3 separate regions of the Homo sapiens genome follow, and regions 1 and 3 are each linked to region 2. Evidence: read pairs that join two places in POLR2A ChIA-PET (ENCODE). Cell type or tissue: Panc1. All regions are shown on one strand. Links, peaks and the distances in the headings refer to the core of each region. The heading gives the core; the rest is flanking DNA.

Region 1 (5,169 bases), core at 2,670-5,169, 67 kb after region 2:
CAAACTGGTTGCAAATTCAGGGTTATGGGGTCAGACCTCGCTGCCAAGTTCAAAGTCCAGCTCTGCTCTTTGCAGTTCTGTGACCTGGGCAAGTGACTTAATATGTCCGAGCCTTAGTTTTCTCGTATATAAAATGTGGATAATACTACCCACATTGCAGCGGTATTATGAGCCCTAAGAGAAAATACGTATTTTAGAAATGCTGGCATTTAGTTGGAGCTCGATAAATACTTCCCCCTCTTCTTCTCACCCAAATGTGTGAGAAGTTGAATAATTGTCTAGATAACAAATACAATTAGTTTTCAAAGGAAAGAAATATCACTGAAGGGAAAGAGAAAGTAGGATTTGCGATTTGAGCTGTAAAATAGATATGATTTACCCAAAATACGAGTAAAAGGAAAATAGCCCAATGATCTGAGAGTGGAAAGAAAAAGGTAGAAGTAAGACACTTTTCACCTAGTTCCACTGGCTGAATCTACTTGGTCCAGCTTTTTTTTTGTTTTATTGATGGTTGCTTTTTGTTTTGTTTATTTTATTTTTAGTCCTAGGAATGTGGGCAAGTAACTATTTTCACATGAAATGTTCCCATGTAAATTACTTCCTTGAGTGAGTAAATATGCTGCAATGCCCCATTCGTTTTAATTAAATGTACTTAAAAACTAATCTTATTTAAAGTCAGAGGGTAAAGCAGTCTGTTTAAGTTTATTGTTTGGCATTGTTTTAATCCAGGCTTTAAACAAATTTGAATCTTACTAAGAGTGGCTTACTTTCAAAGAAATCCCTGATTTCCCATCCTTTGATCCTAATGATTCTGGGGCATGACCCAGTGCTGATTATTATGGATGGACTCCTGTTAACTTGGCAAATCAGCCATGGACCTGTGACGGCCATGGGTACAAGACAAAGCTGCTAACAGAAAGGGAATATGGATTGTGTGGAGGCTGGGCACAGTGGCTCACGCCTGTAATCCCAGCACTTTGGGAGGCCGAGATGGGTGAATCACGAGGTCAGGAGGTCGAGACCAGCCTGGCCAACATAGTGAAACCCCGTCTCTACTAAAAAATACAAAAATTAGCCTGGCATGGTGGTGGGCGCCTGTAGTCCCAGCTACTCAGGAGGCTGAGGCTGGGAAATTGCTTGAACCTGGGAGGCAGAGGTTGCAGTGAGCCGAGATAGCACTACTGCACTCCAGCCTGGACAACAAAGTGAGACTTTGTCTCAAAAAAAAAAAGAAAAAAAAGAGGGGGGATATGGATTGTGTGTTACTCATTGGGGTGGACAGGTGGCCAGCACAGGCTTGATTTGTCTATGGACTACAAGACGAAGGCTACCAGTAGGAAGGTAATATAAGGTGAATACGTGGTCAGCAGATGGGTGATTCTGTCCCTGGGGTGGAAGATGAAGGCTGCCAACAGGAAGGAAGCATAGTCTGTGTGCTGTTTGTTAGGGCGTGTAGAGGTAGCCAGCAGGAAGATTCCTTTCTCAATCTCAGAAAGCAGCACACCCAGAATACACTAGAGAAACCCTTTGCAGAATCAGGATTTAAGTATGTCAGGATTTTAGATAGACTATGATATGATATGCACGAGGATTCTAGATATTTCTCAAAGGTAGAAATAAACCTTTGATATCAACACCTTTATTTATTTATTTATTTATTTATTTATTTATTTATTTATTTATTTATTTATTTTGACAGAGTCTTGCTCTGTCACCCAGGCTGGAGCACACTGGTGTGATCTTGGCTCACTGCAGCCTCTGCCTCCCGGGTTCCAGCGATTCTCTGTGCCTCCGCCTTCTGGGTGGCTAGGATTACAGGCATGCACCACCATGCCTGGCTAATATTTTTGTATTTTTAGTAGAGATGGGGTTTCACCATGTTGGCCAAAGCTGGTCTTGAACTCCTGACCTCAAATGACCTGCCCGCCTCGGCCTCCCAAAGCACTGGGGTTATAGGTGTGAGCCACCGTGCCCAGCCAACACCTTACTTTTGTAGGAAGTAAGAGACTGAGGTCCAGAGAAGTAAATGACTTTCCTAAGGTCTATGGTATAATCAGAGGGTAGTGTTAGATTAAGACCCTAGCTCTCCTCTCTCCCTGTTTGATATTACATGAGAAGACCAAAGGATTATTAATTTTTTTTTTTAAGTTCAGTTGGAGATTCAGCTCGGGTGAAACTTTCCTGTGGAGTCTCTCCAGACCTCTCCTCTTTTGGGCTCTGCTGTGTACCACACAAATGCCCATCCAAGCACCTCTATGCTTGGCTATTTGTATCTGTTTGTTTGCGTGTCTCCCTACCAGGTAGTAAGTGCCTTAGTGGCAGGACAGTTGTTTCCGTGGTTTCTTCAGACTATAACGCAGTGCTTGGTAAGTAAAGGTACTTCATACATTTTAAAATGGAGATGTAATGTAGTACACCATAACATTCACCACTTTAACATTTACGAGCCTGTGCATTTTAGTAGAACCACGAAGTTGTGCAACCATCCCACTATCTAATTCCAGAGCATTTTTATCAGCCCAGAAAGAAACCTTGTGCCCGTTAGAAAACATCCCTGATGACTCACATTCCTCAGCTGCTGGCAACGACTTATCTCCTTTAGGTGTTTGTGGGTTTTCCTATTCCAGACATTTCATCTGATTGGAATCATGTAACCTGTGATTTTTGTGTCTAGCTTCTTTTACTTAGTATAATGTTTTTAAGGCTCATCGAGGCGGTAGCATTTATCAATACCGTATTCCTTCTTATGGCTGAATAGTATCCCATTGTAGGGATATATCACATTTTCTTTATCTTTTCGTCAGCCGATGGTCATTTGTGTTGTTCCTGCTTTCTGGCTATTATGAATAATGCTGCTATGAACACTTGTTACATGTTTTTGTGTGAACGTGTTTTCAGTCCCCTTGGGTATATACCGAGGAGTGGAAATCCTGGGTCATACGATAATTCTCTGTTTAACTTTTTGAGAAACTGTCAAACCGTTTTCTACAGTGGCTATACCATTTTACATTCCCACCACTTAATACAATTTCAAATTAAATTAAAGCTATTCCCTCAAAGTGAAATAACCAGTTTTCCCATATGTACACAAATCCTATATGTACATTCTATTTACATCCTATATCTTAATCTTCAAAACTGCTTTTATCTTTACAACATAAAGGTCTGCAAACATTATATAAAGAAAGGTAGGGCCTTTACTTTGAGAAATCATTTAGCTGGCTTGTAAATTCACTTTCTGTAAGTGACTTACTGTGGCCCCCCAAGTTTTGTTTGTTTGCTGTTTAGAAGTCTTTCCTCATCCAAGTTCTGTGGCCATAGATAACAACCAAAATTAATCAGAGGACATCAGAGACATTATGACTCACAGAGCCCAGAAAAATCTAGCTCACAAAGGTTTGTCTGCAGCCCAAGTGGAGAGGGAGAATTCTCATGCCATAGAGTAGGATCTCCTGGGATAAAGATGAGCTGGGGAAGAAAAGTCAAATAGCTAGGGCCACAGCTAGCGCTCAGCCAGCTCCCTTTCTGTCCATCATGACCTGGATCATTTTGTAAGGTCATTTTTGACATCACTAGAATATTCTGGGGTGTTTAATATTTGCTGTCCTTGTGGGACAATTCCCAGTTCTGTTTCATATTGGTCTTTTCCCTGAAGTGCTATCATGTGATTCTAGTGTGTAGCTGGATATGTTCTGTTATCCTTTCCTTGGGCTCTTTTCCCTAAAGGGCACAGACTCTATCTTCACTTGGTAGCCAGTGGCATTATAGGGGCAGTGGCTACTTAATAACTGCCTAGGCTGGGCACGGTGGCTCACGCCTGTAATCTCAGTACTTTGGGAGGCCGAGGCAGGCGGATCACCTGAGGTCAGCAGTTCAAGACCAGTCTGGCCCAACATGGTGAAACCCTGTCCCTGCTAAAAATACAAAAAAATGAGCTGGGCATGGTGGTACACACCTGTAATCCCAACTACTTGGGAGGCTGAGGCACAATAATTGCTTGAACCCAGGAGGCAGGGGTTGCAGTGAGCCAAGATCGTGCCACTGCACTCCAGCCTGGGTGACAGAGTGAGACCCTGTCTCAAAAATAAATAAATAAATATTAATTAATTTATTAATTAATTTAAAAAACTGTCTAATCTTTGAGGTCACCAATTGGTCCAGTGCTATCCATGATGGGAATACTAAGTGAAGTTAATTGTTTAGTAATACTTCAACTGAACTTGATTTCACATAGATCGTGGTTCAATTGGTCTATTTTAAGAGTTTAAAGAAGATGCAAACAGGATCCAACACATTTCCTGGTTAACTTCTATATCTACATACCAAGAGTGATCCAGTTCATTTTTCTATATGTGGCAGCAGCTGCTGAAAAGATGTTGAGCCCAGCCAACCTCCTGTAACTCCTCCTGTAGTCGTGAGGACCACATTAGACTTGAAGCTCACCTTATCTCTCTTGCTGAGCGGCAAGCATTCCTTCCTTTGAATCTTCATACCGTTTGGTCGGTATCTCTGATTCCAATCCCTTTCTGCCTTGTTTTAGAGTTATTTAGGTCCTTGTGCTGTTTGGTCTACTTAGATGTAAGGTTGTTGAGGGCTTAGTTTAGGTATCTTTGATCTCTATACCACTTGTGGCTCCTTGAAGGTGATACTTCGCATATTGCAGATGCTCAGTAAATATTGTTAGCCTCATTAATGGGTCAACATTCATTTGTTTCTCTTCATTTTTTCCTTTGATTTTTGCCCACCTAGTTCTCAATTGTGGATGCTATGGCTGAATGCTCATCTTGTGGCTTAGTTGCTTTTTTTCCTGTGTGCAAATTTAATGGCCAATGAAGCATATTGGTAAATGCTCAGTGCTCTTAGTATACGTTATTCAGGAAGAGGAAATATTGTGTAATCCAGATCCAAAACCAAGAAGAATTTAAGTTCTAAATATTTTCCTTCCTGTCCACCCTCTAATCTCCTCCAAATCCCAACAAATACAATACATATGCGGAGTGTTTTCATCTTGCTAGAGATAGTGAGAGAAAGGAAAGGAAGAGACCTACCTTCTGTATCTCTTTCGAATGTACAGCCAACTTGGCATATGGCATGTAGTACTAGCACAATCTTTGGTTGAATTGTAGCAATATGCAGCTGTTTAAAATGGTAAAAAGAGAGCCCATGTAA
Region 2 (8,078 bases), core at 2,113-4,612:
TATAGGTGTGCACCACCATGCCTGACTATTTTTTATTTTTTGTAGAGACAGGGTTTTGCCATGTTACCCAGGCTGATCTTGAACTCCTGGGCTCACGTGATCCACCCGCTTCAGCCTCCCAAAGTGCTGGGATTACAGGCATGAGCCACTGTGCCCTGCTGATCATCTATTTCAATGAGTACTTTCACCTATTTACTTATTTGGAGGCAGTTTTGTCCCCTCAGGGGACATTTGACAATGACTGAAGATGTTTTTATCACAACTGGGAGAGGGGTGCTACTGGCATCTACTAGGTAGAGGCCCAGGGATGTTGCTAAAGACCCTACAATGTGCATGATAGCACCCCAAAACAAGATATTATCCAGCCCCAAATGTCAAAAGTGCTGCAATTGAAGAATCCTAGCTGACAGGTTAGTCCAGTGTTCTCCCTACATGATTTCAGTCTTATTGTTTTTGTATTTGGGTGATAGACAGGAATGACCACAAGTAATTTATTATAATGCTGAAATATTTCCTAAGACCATAGACTTTCCGTCCAGCTGTAAGATTCTCAGAATTTCTTCCCACGAGTAGAAGCAAAGACATCAGCACAGAGCAGTTCACTTGCTCCTAAAAAATGATAATGGTAAAATTACTTCACTGGTGAATCATTCACAGAGGAGGCCTGTCTTATTTGCTGTAGGTTCCCCAGCCCCAGGCAGTACTAGGGGCTCAGTAGACATTGGTTGAATGAATGAATGAATGAATGAATGAGATACCATGATGCTTTGGCATCAGTGGGATGGACTTAGGGCAGTGATCTGAGCAGAAATTTGGCACACATGTACACTTGACTTTATGGTAAATATAAGTTCCATGTCAGCTCTGTGTTCATGTGGCAGCTCTCATTAATGGAGCTAACTGTTTCTCCTGTGTTTTCCTGCTCTTCTGCTTTTTTTTTTTTTTTTTTTAACAGTTCCAGGCAGTGCAAGCAATTATAGTAAAATTTATACATAATTGGCATCTGCAGAAGCAGCTAGCATGAACTCAATATTGAAGACCTGCACGAAACCTCTCAAGTAGAGTGTTGTTTGTTCTTGGAGTTTTAAAGGACTCACTTTTGCCTCAGATTCCCAAATCTTTGGTGGTATTATTTAGACCAGATGATTCTAACTTGAAAAGTGTACTGATCTTAACAGTTAGCATGTGTGTTCAGATGAAGTATATCAAGTGGAAGAAAACTTACTACCCTTAAGAAAACATCCGTTGTAAGTTCAGGAGATAGTGGTCCCCACATAAGACAAATCAGAGGAAAAGTTCTACCTTAACACTCGTTTTCTTTTTTTTCTCTTTGAGGCTGTGGGGAGGGGTGTGTGTGTGTGTGTGTGTGTGTGTGTGTGTGTTTCTCTCTACCAATTTGAGAACACTAACTGTGAAAAACTCTTATACCTCTCATGCATCTACCTACCTTACTTAGCTAATATAGCAGAAGAGTGGCAACCAGAGCTGCAGAAACACTGGCCGCAAAAGATAGAATTTTCCTTATATGGAGGAACATGCCAGATGATGACAAAAGCTTCTGTATTTTCTCCACTTCTTATTGGATAGTTACTTCCCTGGCCTGGAGGACTCCAGATCATTGTCTGAGACATATAATGTCAGCTCTTGGGATGGGTGGAAAGTGTGTTTCTCAGAGTGCCAGAGAGATTTCCTTCCCTATTCTCACAATACCATTTTGTGGAAACACTTGATTGTTTGGGTTAGCAAATAGCGGGAGAAGGTAGAGACAGACAGAATTTCTGCGACCTGGATCCCTACGATGGCCTAGTGGAATCTGATTGTGCTGACCTGTGTCCCTAACTCTTAGGACAAATGTCTAGGGCAGTGTATAACATGTTGATGTTTTTTAGGTTTATTTCTGTGTATACTTCTAGTAACATTTTCCTTATGCAAATGAAATAATTCTTGCAAATGGAAGTATAATCTTTGATTGCAAATGAAAAATCAGTGTTCAGAAGAAATTTTTTTTTAGATATATGTACTTCAATTTTTAACTTTCAATAGCCAAACGCTCTATGTATTAAGTATATTGCTGTATGTTTCTTATGAAAAGGAAAAGTCACGGTGAGGGCTGAGGTCAGGAAGAACGTTGTTGACCTCTTTGAACTGCTTGCTGGTTCCCTCTGCACCTTCTTTTCCTTGGCGACCTGACTTTGTGTGTGAGCAGCCAGGCAGTTTTACCCACTGTGCCAAGGGAGGGTAATCTGAGCTGCAACGTTAGCCTGGATCGCTTATCAGGGAGGAGGCATTTTTAGGAAATACGTGTCTTTTAAGAAGTGTAATTTGTTTTTGTTTGGTTTCACTAAATGGGTTCTTACTAAGGAAAGAGCAGGAGATTCCCAAACTTCCAGGCTTGTTCTTTTCTAGCAACTGATTTTACTTGGAAAGAATTGAAGGAAGGGGCTCGGATACTGATCTTTGGTGTGTTTGTAAAAATTAATGGTGTTTGGCTAGCTAATTAGGAGGAAAGGGTAACATTCTCTAAGCAGAGCAACTAAGATGACTGGAATTTTCATTCTTGGCTCGCTCTTTTAATTCCTTTGGCCCTTAGCCTGTCTGGGAAATCTTTTTGCCTTTTTTCCCTGCATCAAAGAAGAAACTCTGTACTTACATGAAAGTTAGTGAGTTTATTAAGGATAATATTATATTAAAAATGAGTAACTTTTCAGCCTATTGAAATTTTAGATGTACTTTCTGCTTTGATTTGGGGGTTTTACTTTTCTTCCTTTTATTTTTCTTTCCTTCTCTCCTTCTTCCTTTGAGAGTGCTTAGAAGTTGACATTGGAGTCACTCTTGCCTTCATGGCATAATAGGGAGATGGAATGGGACAAGGGAGAGAAGAAGGGAGACAGAGAGGGATAATCAGAAGTTGATTTTTTAAAAAAATAACAATCCCTCGTCTAGATATATTATAAGAATATATGTAGGGTCAATTTCTTTACTTCTTGTTACAGCAACTGCATAATTGTCTTCTAAAGGCTTTCTCTTAGTTTTCTGAATCTGTAGTTTATATACCATAATCTGCTATTGACTTCCGTGCAGCCTGCTTGAAACCAAGCCAAACCAACCCTTCTGAGTGTATGTATCATCCCAAGGTAAACAAACGGCATTTTGCATTCCTCTGTGGAGTTTGCCTGCTCCGGTTACAGGCTGAAGAATAGCACAGCATTGGTAGCACATGGATATTGGACACATCCAGCTCTGATGTGGGAATCTGTTGGTAACCTCAGTCACAATGGCATCACATGCCCAGAGTTCCCAAATCTTTCTCAAGTGCGGCTTTCAACTTAAGATGTCAGGATCACTGGCTTCTTTCAGCGCTGCTTGTTGACAGCCTCTTTTTAAATGGCTGTGTTTGGCTGGTGACCCAGGAGTGCCATGGCTGAAAAAGCTCTACACTCCATGTCCATAGACCTGTGCTCTGCTCTCAATTTGATTAGCTGCCTGATCTGCAGCAGGTCACTTAACCTCTGTGAACTTTAGTTTTCTCATCTGTAAAATGAGATGTTCAGTCTGAGGTCCCCAATGGATGATTTCATGACCTAAATGAAGTTAATTAAAAAACCAGCTCCAGCCTTGCGATTAATAAACAGGAAGAGAAGGCATTCAATTCCAGGCTAAACAACATAGAAGGGCCACTTCAGACAGTGTTCTTTTGGGAAGGATGTTCTACAAAGTAAAATATTTGGGAGGACTGATTATTTTCATGGCTGTTTCTCTCTAGGTATTTCTGGGAGATGATTTTTCAAGTCCAGGTTGGTGTGTAGACCCTGTGAATTCAACACCTTCCCAGTACAGAATGCAGTTAACACAGACAGGGTTGGAGTCAGCTTCCCGTTTTTGTCTCACTTGGTTCCCTCTTCGTTGCCATTCAATCTGTTGTGTAAATTTTTTGAGTGAGGAGGCACGATGTTCTCTACAACTGTGATATTTAGCTCTTACTATTGTTTGCATTTAGAGAAAGATGTATGTGAATTCCTCACTGTTTTTATTATTCTGTAACCGAAAGGAGTGAAGTGTTCTTTAAGGCTGCCTCCTGATGGGAAACAATCCTACTGAATGAAATTGGCTGATTGAAATGGGGAGCAGCCCGTAACTCCCTGAAAGTTCTTTAGTGCTACTAAAAAAAGACCAACACAAATGAAAATGTTATGCTTTCTCTAAGTAAATACCAGTGGTAGGAAATGGTAGGTTAGAAGCCTTTTTATTCCCTTCACTGGGTAAGAAAAACACTGAGGGATAGCTTCCGGACTATCCCTGTTTTTGATTTTCCCTTTCTCTTCATCTTGCACTTGGTTTTGATTTCTCTGGGTTGTATAGTTTATTGTTGGATCTTACTACTGTGAACTTAAAAACTATGCTATTTGCCACCCCAGCTCCACTGTCTCTTAGGGACATAGCTCCCCTTAAATGCAAGGATTTTATGAGAAGTGGGATCTTTGCCATTCCATTTATCCTGGTTCCAGAGCAAAGACCTCCCTCCTGCTCTTCTGCTTCCTTGGTAAATAACCCATGTGCTCTAGGAAGAGGACAATACAGTAGCAATTGAATTCCTTCTTCCCAGGCATTTTCTCATACCAGGATAATGTCTCTTTAGCTGCTCCTCTCTTCCTTGTTAAATCATGAACCACGTATCAACATATTCTGCCCAGCTATGTTATAGAAATAACCGGGCAAGAATATGTATATTCTTTCCTTTTTTTAAGAGACAGGGTCTTGCTCTGTCTGTCAGGCTGGAGTATAGTAGTATGATCATAGCTACTGCAACTTTGAACTCCTGGGCTCAAGGGATCCTCCCATCTTGTCCTCCTGAGTAGCTAGGACTACATGTGTGAGCCACTGTGCCTGGCCATGAAGATGCGTGTTTCATTAATGGATGGAGCTCTAAGTCGGGGCAATCCATTGCCCTACGGTTTTATTTGTAATCAATAAGAAGTAATTATAGAAAATCATTGACAGTTTTGCTGAGCAGGTTCAACATTACTTGAAGAAACTCCAAATATTCCCGTGTCATAGATCATTTTGTACCAGAGTTGTTCTATATACCACTGAAAGTTTTCACTAGTAGCCTCAGACTGTCATCTAATTCTTCCATCCACTTAGCAGGCATGTCTCACAATATGGTGACAACGAAGAGGAAAACCAAACCAAGAAAGCCAGCATGGCTTCGGGGAGCTGGGTAAATAGGAGGTGACCTTGGATAAATACAGCTAATGTAACTGAGGGTAGCCCATAATAGGCTGTTGTCTTTTTTGTTCCTAAATTTCTTCTTATGCATTTATTATGTTGGCTTGAAAACCATCTTTTATCTCTATATTGTAATTTTCAGGTCTTATGAAGGAACTACTATGGCTTTTAATTATAGCATTCATGTACTTTTTTTTTTTTTTTTTTTTTTTTCGAGACGGAGTCTCGCTCTGTCACCCAGGCTGGAGTGCAGTGGCGTGATCTCGGCTCATTGCAGCCCCTGCCTCCCGGGTTCAAGTGATTCTCCTGCCTCAGCCTCACGAGTAGCTAGGATTACAGGTGCCCACCACCATGCCTGGCTAATTTTTGTATTTTCAGTAGAGATCAGGTTTCACCATGTTGGCCAGACTGGTCTTGAACTCCAGACCTCAAATGATCCAACCACCTTGGCCTCCCAACGTGCTGGGATTACAGGTGTGAGTCACCGAGCCCAGCCATTAATGTACTTTGTAATGAAAATCTTTTCCCTGTCACCCTGGAGACCCCCAGGCAGGATATGCTGAATATTTTCCACATGCTCCTCCGATTCCATTCTCCACCCTTTGCCCTGCTGTGCTCCTAGAGACTAACCCCGATGGCTACAGCAACGGCTCCCTTGACTTCTGCTTCAAGTTGGGCCCAGTTGGTGCGGGGGGCACTTAGCAGGATATCTGAGGGTGGGAGGAGAGTGTGGTTGGGGTATTTATTCCCTGGACTCCTTCTCTACCAGGTCACTGTTGGTTGTCTGTCTATGAAAGGCCACAGGTCCTGACAAGCCCCCCTCCCTCTCCACTCAGCTACTCACTTCAGGTTCTAGCATCGACTCCACCCCTTGCCTCTTTAGGCCTAGGGGTAAGCAACAGCTCCCCACTGTTGCTGGCTCAGGGTAGTGCATGCCCCTTGTGGGTTTACCTGAACCCTGACCACACCTTTGTAAATATCCCCTTTGTTAAACCTTTTTCAAGTTCTCCAGTTTGATTGTAACATCTGTCACCTGCCAAGACTCTGGCTGATATGCAGGTTTAGCGTGGGGGCTGGCACGCCTGGTGTTAGAGTGGTGTCTGTGACTGTGAGATTTGGGTCTATCATAAGCTTTACAGTTGGCTTCTCAATGGTCTTAACACTGTCACCATGGAAACTGAACATCAAAAGACAAGGGAAGGTTATGGATGAAGAGGCTCTGAGACATACCCAGTACCCTATAAAAGCCATTGTATAGCAACAGGAGGGCTCTTGGTAAGTTGAAGTGGGATGACTGCAGACAAATGGCAAAAGAAAATGATGCAAACCCCTAGTGAAACACAATTTCTAATGGGAGCCTGGAAAGCAGAAGCCATTCCGTTCCTTACGTGTAACAACCAGAAATAAGATGACTTTTGCTACTTTTGTTCTTGTGATTGATAGGGGAAAACATAGATCTTCAGACAGAAACAGAAGACATACAGGGACAACAGATTCTTCAAAAGAGTAGGAATATCCTGAACATTGTCCTAGTCATGGAGTGGCCTTCTTAGGCCCACATATAAACCGGCATGAGCTTATAGGTCATCTTTGAGTGGAACCCATCAGATGTCTTTGGGATTTTGGAATGCGTGAGGGATAAGCAAATGCTCCAAAGCCTTGCCTTTTCTACTGATCGAATGGAACACAAATACTTAGTGTGCAAATATGGTCCCTTGTGTTTCTTTCTGGAAAGCCAAAATATGTGTTCTGTGAAGATTGCTTTATTTTATTTTTATTTATTTTTTGAGACACAGTGGGCTCTGTCGCCCAGGCTGGAGTGCAGTGGCACCATCATGGCTCATTGCAGCCTTGACCTCCTGTGCTCAAGCAATCCTCCCACCCCAGCTCCCAAGTAGCTGGGACTACAAGTGCAAGCCACTAAGCCTGTTTAATTTTTATGTTTTTAGTAGAGATGGGTGATATGGTTTGGCTGCGTTCCCACCCAAATCTCATCTTGAATTGTAGCTCCCATAATTTGCACATGTTGTGGGAGGAACCTGGTGGGAGATAATTTAATATGGGGATGGTTTCTCCCATACTGTTCTCGTGGTAGTGAATAAGTCTCATGAGATCTGATGGTTTTATAAGGGGTTTCCCCTTTTGCTTGTCTCTCATTCTGTCTTGCCTGCCACCATGTAAGATATCCCTTGCTTTTCTGCCATGATTGTGAGGCTTCCCTAGCCCTATCGAACTGTGAGTCAATTAAACCTCTTTCCTTTAAAATTACCCAATTTTGGGTATGTCTTTATTAGCAGTGTGAGAACAGATTAATACAATGGGATTTCACCATGTTGCCGAGGCTGGTAAAGATTGCACTGTAATACAATTCTGATAGTTGCCAAAGCCCTACTGAGTCACTCTAACTCTGGATCTGTTGGGCAGTTGAGCTGTAAAAGAAGTGGATAGCAAGTCCAGTGGAAATCTTGGACCTGAGTAACCATTTACTTCAAAGAATAGGAGATTTTAGTTGCATGACAACTCTTGCCCAAGTAAATATGTGTGTGTACACATGTGTGCACATGGTGGGAGTGGTGGTATATGTAGTTATTATCACAGATTAGGGGAAAGTCAAGGTTTTATGGACCCTGAGGCTTATGTAAGTTTGAGAACCCTGTTTAGAAAAAGCATAAAAAATTATGAACACAAAGTTAAACATCAAAGTGAATATTTAGGAAGGGAAAAAAGTCACAACAAATGACAACATTTCAAAAGTGGTAATTCCTAAATATCATAAAATACAGAAAACTAACAAGCAGCTGATTAATAAACATGTTCTGACGTACCTGTATAATATTTTCCCTGCTACATTT
Region 3 (5,169 bases), core at 2,670-5,169, 210 kb before region 2:
CTGACCAAAAATTTAAGTATCATCGACTTGGATGAAGTTATAGAAAGTATGTTTACATCATTTACCATTGACAAGAAGCTAGGAAAAAAGAGTAAGCACATTTGAGAACAGAAAGACCTTCCAGAATGGTAAATTCTGAGCACTTAGCATATGTCAGCCATGGTGATTAGCACAACTCATTTAACCCACATGCAACTGAATTTTTACAGAAATGGACCATTAGGCCCTCACATGTGAATGCTAAAAAATAATTTTCAAGATCAGGTCATAGAAAATATAGGTTAGAGTCAACCTATATGAAAAGTCTTGAGGATTTCAGTCTAGAATGAGCCTTACATGAGTGCAATATAAGCTTTGTGTGAATATAAAATGGCCACCAGAACAGCGAATGTGATCTTGACAGCAATAACAGACTCATCGTGTCTAGAATGAGGGCATTGTTATCAGGTCCTGATAACATAACATGGCTGACTCTCTGCAACAGTTCATATTCCAGGTCTTTTTCTGTCTCAAAGACGCCATGTCCTCTGCTTTTGTTAAAAAAGCAATCTTGGCTGGGCATGGTGGCTCAAGCCTGTAATCCCAGCACTTTGGAAGGCTGAGGTGGGAGGATCACGAGGTCAGGAGTTCGAGACCAGCCTGGCCAACACAGTGAAACCCTGTCTCTACTAAAAATACACAAAAATTAGCTGGGCGTGGTGGCAGGCACCTGTAATCCCAGATACTCGGGAGGCTGAGGCAGGGGAATTGCTTGAACCCAGTGTGGAGGCTGTAGTGAGCCGAGATCGTGCCATTGCACTCCAACCTGAGCAACAGGTTGAGACTCCGTCTCAAAAAAAAAATTAATATTAGTGATTTCAACATAATATTAACACCTGATAATCATTTGATGTGTCACTCCTCTAGGGGTATTTGCATTTTTGCCGAGGAATCCAGAAGACAGTGGCCTGGATTAGGAAGGGCAGACACTTGTGGACATGGAGACACTCTGATGCTTGCCGAATCACACCATGCTCAACCTACATTTTCTTGACAGTTTCTTCCATTAAGCTATACCAGTACCTCTTTATGGCATTGTCAACCCATGTCCATTCGAATAAATTACTGTTCCTATCTCAGCTGACTCATTTGGCAGCAAAAACTAGTCCACCTGCCAGTGCATTTGCTGGCTCACACAACCCTCTCTATCAAAAAGTATATAGCACATTTTCACATTAATAAGCAAAAAGAGACAGCATGTCCTCTCTCCCTCAACTTAGGAGTTTGGAGTAAGACAAATGTGAACATTTTAAAGGGCAAAGAGGTGGAAATGAGGGAACAGGATGCAGAGGCCTGGGAGGATGAAGATATTTTACAATATATAAAAATACGAGTACTAGAATTTTTTCCTTTTTAGTCCATAAAGAAATCCCTATAATTACTCCTGAGCCCTCAGAACATTCATTCTTGGGGCATAATTGATTCTCTACAATGTACAGAATGTTATACAGGGACATTCAGGGCATTTAATAAAGCCTCAAATTAAATGGATATATACAATTACAAATATTGAATTTTTATTAAATTACATTAATATAAATATTTATAATATAACATTAAATATGTGTGATTATATATGTTGGATACATTACAAATACAATAGAACAGACTACTCTGGAGTTGGTCGAATGTTGTCTTTAATGCTGCCAAAATAACACAGTAGTTATGACTGTTTTTATGTTATTTAACATTCATTTGTATAACAAACGTTTATTATGCAATTGCTCAGTAATGGACACGTGAGATAACTTTCATATTGAGTACTGCTGCAAACAGAGGCATTCTTATAAACAGTTTGGAGAAGTGCTATCAGTATCTGTTCTTAAGTAGGCTCTGAGGATTTGGAATATTTAAAACCATTTTATATTCACATTTCGAAGATAAGGAGCAAATTGTCTTCCTTGATTAATCTACACTATCATAGGTTGGGGAAATGTCCTTCTGTGACTTCAGTTTTCTTTAAACATTTAATAATATTCTCCACTTGAGGAAGGGTTTAAGGCCGGCTTCAGAGACAGAGGTGATGGATGTCTCCCATTACCAGGTTGAATGAAAAGCCTCTTATTTAGCATTGTCTATGCTTAGAGGCGAACCGAGGAAGAAGGCTTTACCCTCTGTCATTTTTTATCTCAAAACTGAAAGCTTCAACCTTTCCTATTACTACTTAATTGAATTTAGAAAATCGTGATCTTCTTTTTAAATATTTTACAGGCTTTTAAATGTAAAATTGATGGGGGCGGGGGTGCTGGCTGGAGAAGGTTTGGATATGTTCCTTCTAATCTGTGATTTGGTATCTATTCCACAATTTAAGAAACATCTGAATGTTTTGGCCAAGTTAGAAAATAAAAATGTGTTCTCAGCCTTGGAGCCAAGGCATATCTGCCTAAGTGTCTTGATCTTTATGGTTAGCTTTAAGTAGAGAAAAATATTTTAAAAAGCAAATCTTGATTACCAACCCCAAAATTACTTTTTACTCTTCACATTGGATTGCAGATTATTACTCTATGAACTTCATAATAGGAAACTCAAGAATAAGTTCTGACCTACACTCACATCCTATGTCCACAATACACGTTATTTTCTGACTTCTTTTCTATTCTACTGTCGTACTTTTCAACAGCACTAATTAACCATGAACACCTGATCCTTTATTGCCCCAGAAATAAAATTTACTTCTACTTTATGGAGTTTCTAAAGGGAAAGAAAACAATACTTTCCTAGTTCATTTAAGACCACACTCAAAACTCAGTGTTGCTGGGGTTTGATCTGTTTCTTAATCTGTACCACGGGAACTTAAAGTTCATATCTGGTTTGTGATTGGTCATGACATCTCAGTCAGTAGCTGAACTGATTTATTTTATCCTGTTCTGCTAAAGGGTATATCTCACCTAACAAATTTATCTTTGATAACCAAGAACTATTCCAGGGGGGACAACTCGCTCTTTCTCTCTCTCTCTCTCTCTCTCTCTCTCTCTCTCTCTCTCTCCCCCTCCCCCCCTCCCTCCCCCCTCTCTCTCCCTCCCCCCTCTCTCTCCCTCCCCCCTCTCTCTCCCTCTCTCTCTTTCCTCCTCCCATCATATATATATATATATATTTATATATATGAGGAGAAAGAAAGAGGTGGCATGGTGCAAAAGCGATACCCATGCAGTAAAAACTGTACTTCAAATATCCACACAATCATTCTGTTTTTCAATTTTAGTACAGTGTTCAATAAATTACATGAGATAGTCAACATTTTATGATGAAATAGGCTTTGTGTTAGATGGCTTTTGCCCAACTGTAAGCTAATGTAAGTGTTCTGAGCACATTTAAGGTAGGCTAGGCTAATCTATGGTGCTCAGTAAATTAGGCATATTAAATGCATTTTTGACTTATGATCTTTTCAATTTATGATGGATTTACTGGGAAACAACCCCATCATAAGTCAAGGAGCATTTGTATGTAGTTTTTAGAATAATATTAATATCCTGCTGTCGATATTACATAATAAATATTCCACATTTTATGAGAAAGCTGGGATACCTATAGAATCCACAAAGCTACCAGTCTATACAATTCATCAAACAGAAGGGCAAGCTCATATATAAAATTTTAGTCTTGATCCATTTCAAAGTTTATAGCCAGTCTGTTGTATTAAGCACATATTCATATCTAACATTTACATATTTCATGGGCATACATTTTATTTTCTGATTACAATGAAGGCACATGTAATTCACACTCCAGCATATAACAGATAGGGATGCCAGGCAAGCATTTTTAGACATGGTGTCATTTTGTTGAGAGATATCTTCTTTTCTGATAAACAGCTTTGAAAGCAGCCATATAGCCTTTGCTTTTCTTCATCTCCTCCACCTTGCAGAGTTTGTCAGTACACCTTTATAACCTGCTGGAAGAGAATTATAACCTGCAGTGTGACTTTGCCAGCCATTAATCTTCCTCCCATTTTAGGGGTCTGAGAGAAGAAATCCCTAGAGCATGTTTTCCCCTGGCCTCTGAGTCATCCTGTTAGTTTCTTTAGTCATAGATAAAAGAGCAGTCTTGTGGCCCAGAGTTGCTGGTCTCTGGGGACAGGGCCAGCCCGCAACTGCAGATTTTTCCATGGTTTCACATTTGTCACCAACCAGCAGAAAATCAACCCTATCAACTCCAGTTAAGGTGTCACTGTAGGCAGAAGATGTTTTCACAGCCAGGACACGGCTGTGAAAATAAGGAAATGACACATGCAATTGAAATCTTAAATATATTATCATTCAGGTTCTGGAGGAAGAATTCTGTTAAAAGCTTTCATAAAATAACATTTTCTGCCAGCAGCAGCATTTTATCATCAGTTGCAATAACTAACTCCTTAAATGCATGACTTCCCTTAGAAGTCATGAATAAGCCAATTCTGATTCCTGGGTACATAAATTGTCCAGGATGTCTCTTCCAAGTACCAAATTATACCTCTATATTCTGCCCAGAGAAGAGCCCTGAGAGAATCTTTTCGCTGTGTATTATTCCCTGACATACTCCACTGTGGTAGGGTAAAGGACACAACTCTGGGTTAATGTCGTGTGTAAATTACACCACTCAAAACTGTCTTCAACGTCTGTCGTTCAGTCTCATGATCAAAATTACTGGAAGGTGCACCAATGTGTCCACATTTCTTTTTTCACTGAGAAATATAAATTAACACTCAGGAAACATTTTTATCTCAGGGGTCACTGGTCACTGATTGGTCCATTCAATGTTCATCAAACACCTCTTGAAAACAGAGCCTTTGTTTCACGTTCCATGCTAAAGAAGTTCTGGGGCAAATATACTTCCTAGAGCTCACAAGAACAATAGTAGCTGGCCCAGGAAAGGGAAATTATCTATTCTGGGAATCCTAGTGGTATCACTGGAAAATCATATTGACAATTTATTAACATTATTTAAATGTTACATATTTATATAAACTAGTGCTTCACAAACTACTTGTGGAAAAGGACAAGTTTTAAAAAATGCCCAATCTATTGTACACTCATACTTTTATAAAACACAATGAAAATGAACTACTAAAAATATTAAACTAAAAAAAAAAAAAAGAAGCTGGGCACAGTGGTGGCTCACATTTGTAATCCCAGCACTTTGGAAGGCAGAGGC

What was found. ChIA-PET counts read pairs that join two places held together with the same protein. Peaks named below come from ENCODE experiments on the same cell type or tissue, not always from the same donor. Only the 100,000 strongest peaks of a DNase experiment are listed, where the experiment ranks them.
Region 1: POLR2A ChIA-PET joins it to region 2 with 5 read pairs; 5 of 35 experiments call an interaction of 5 or more read pairs at or near these places.
Region 3: POLR2A ChIA-PET joins it to region 2 with 10 read pairs; 3 of 35 experiments call an interaction of 5 or more read pairs at or near these places.

Annotation. Positions count from the first base shown.
Region 1 is chr10:114,645,925-114,651,093 of GRCh38, reverse strand. The region is part of intron 1 of ABLIM1 (actin binding LIM protein 1); the gene reads left to right. Among named protein-coding and RNA genes, the nearest start is that of ABLIM1, 9.8 kb to the left of the region's middle. In Panc1, for the core only: no CTCF peak of the experiment used is centred there; no DNase peak of the experiment used is centred there; H3K4me3 peaks cover 325 bases; H3K27ac peaks cover 2,500 bases.
Region 2 is chr10:114,709,715-114,717,792 of GRCh38, reverse strand. It overlaps a transcript of ABLIM1 not described here. Among named protein-coding and RNA genes, the nearest start is that of ABLIM1, 55 kb to the right of the region's middle. RefSeq lists an enhancer at 5,530-6,029. In Panc1, for the core only: no CTCF peak of the experiment used is centred there; DNase peaks (open chromatin) are centred at 3,172 and 3,490; H3K4me3 peaks cover 2,500 bases; H3K27ac peaks cover 2,500 bases.
Region 3 is chr10:114,924,978-114,930,146 of GRCh38, reverse strand. No RefSeq gene overlaps it. Among named protein-coding and RNA genes, the nearest start is that of TRUB1, 11 kb to the left of the region's middle. In Panc1, for the core only: no CTCF peak of the experiment used is centred there; a DNase peak (open chromatin) is centred at 4,119.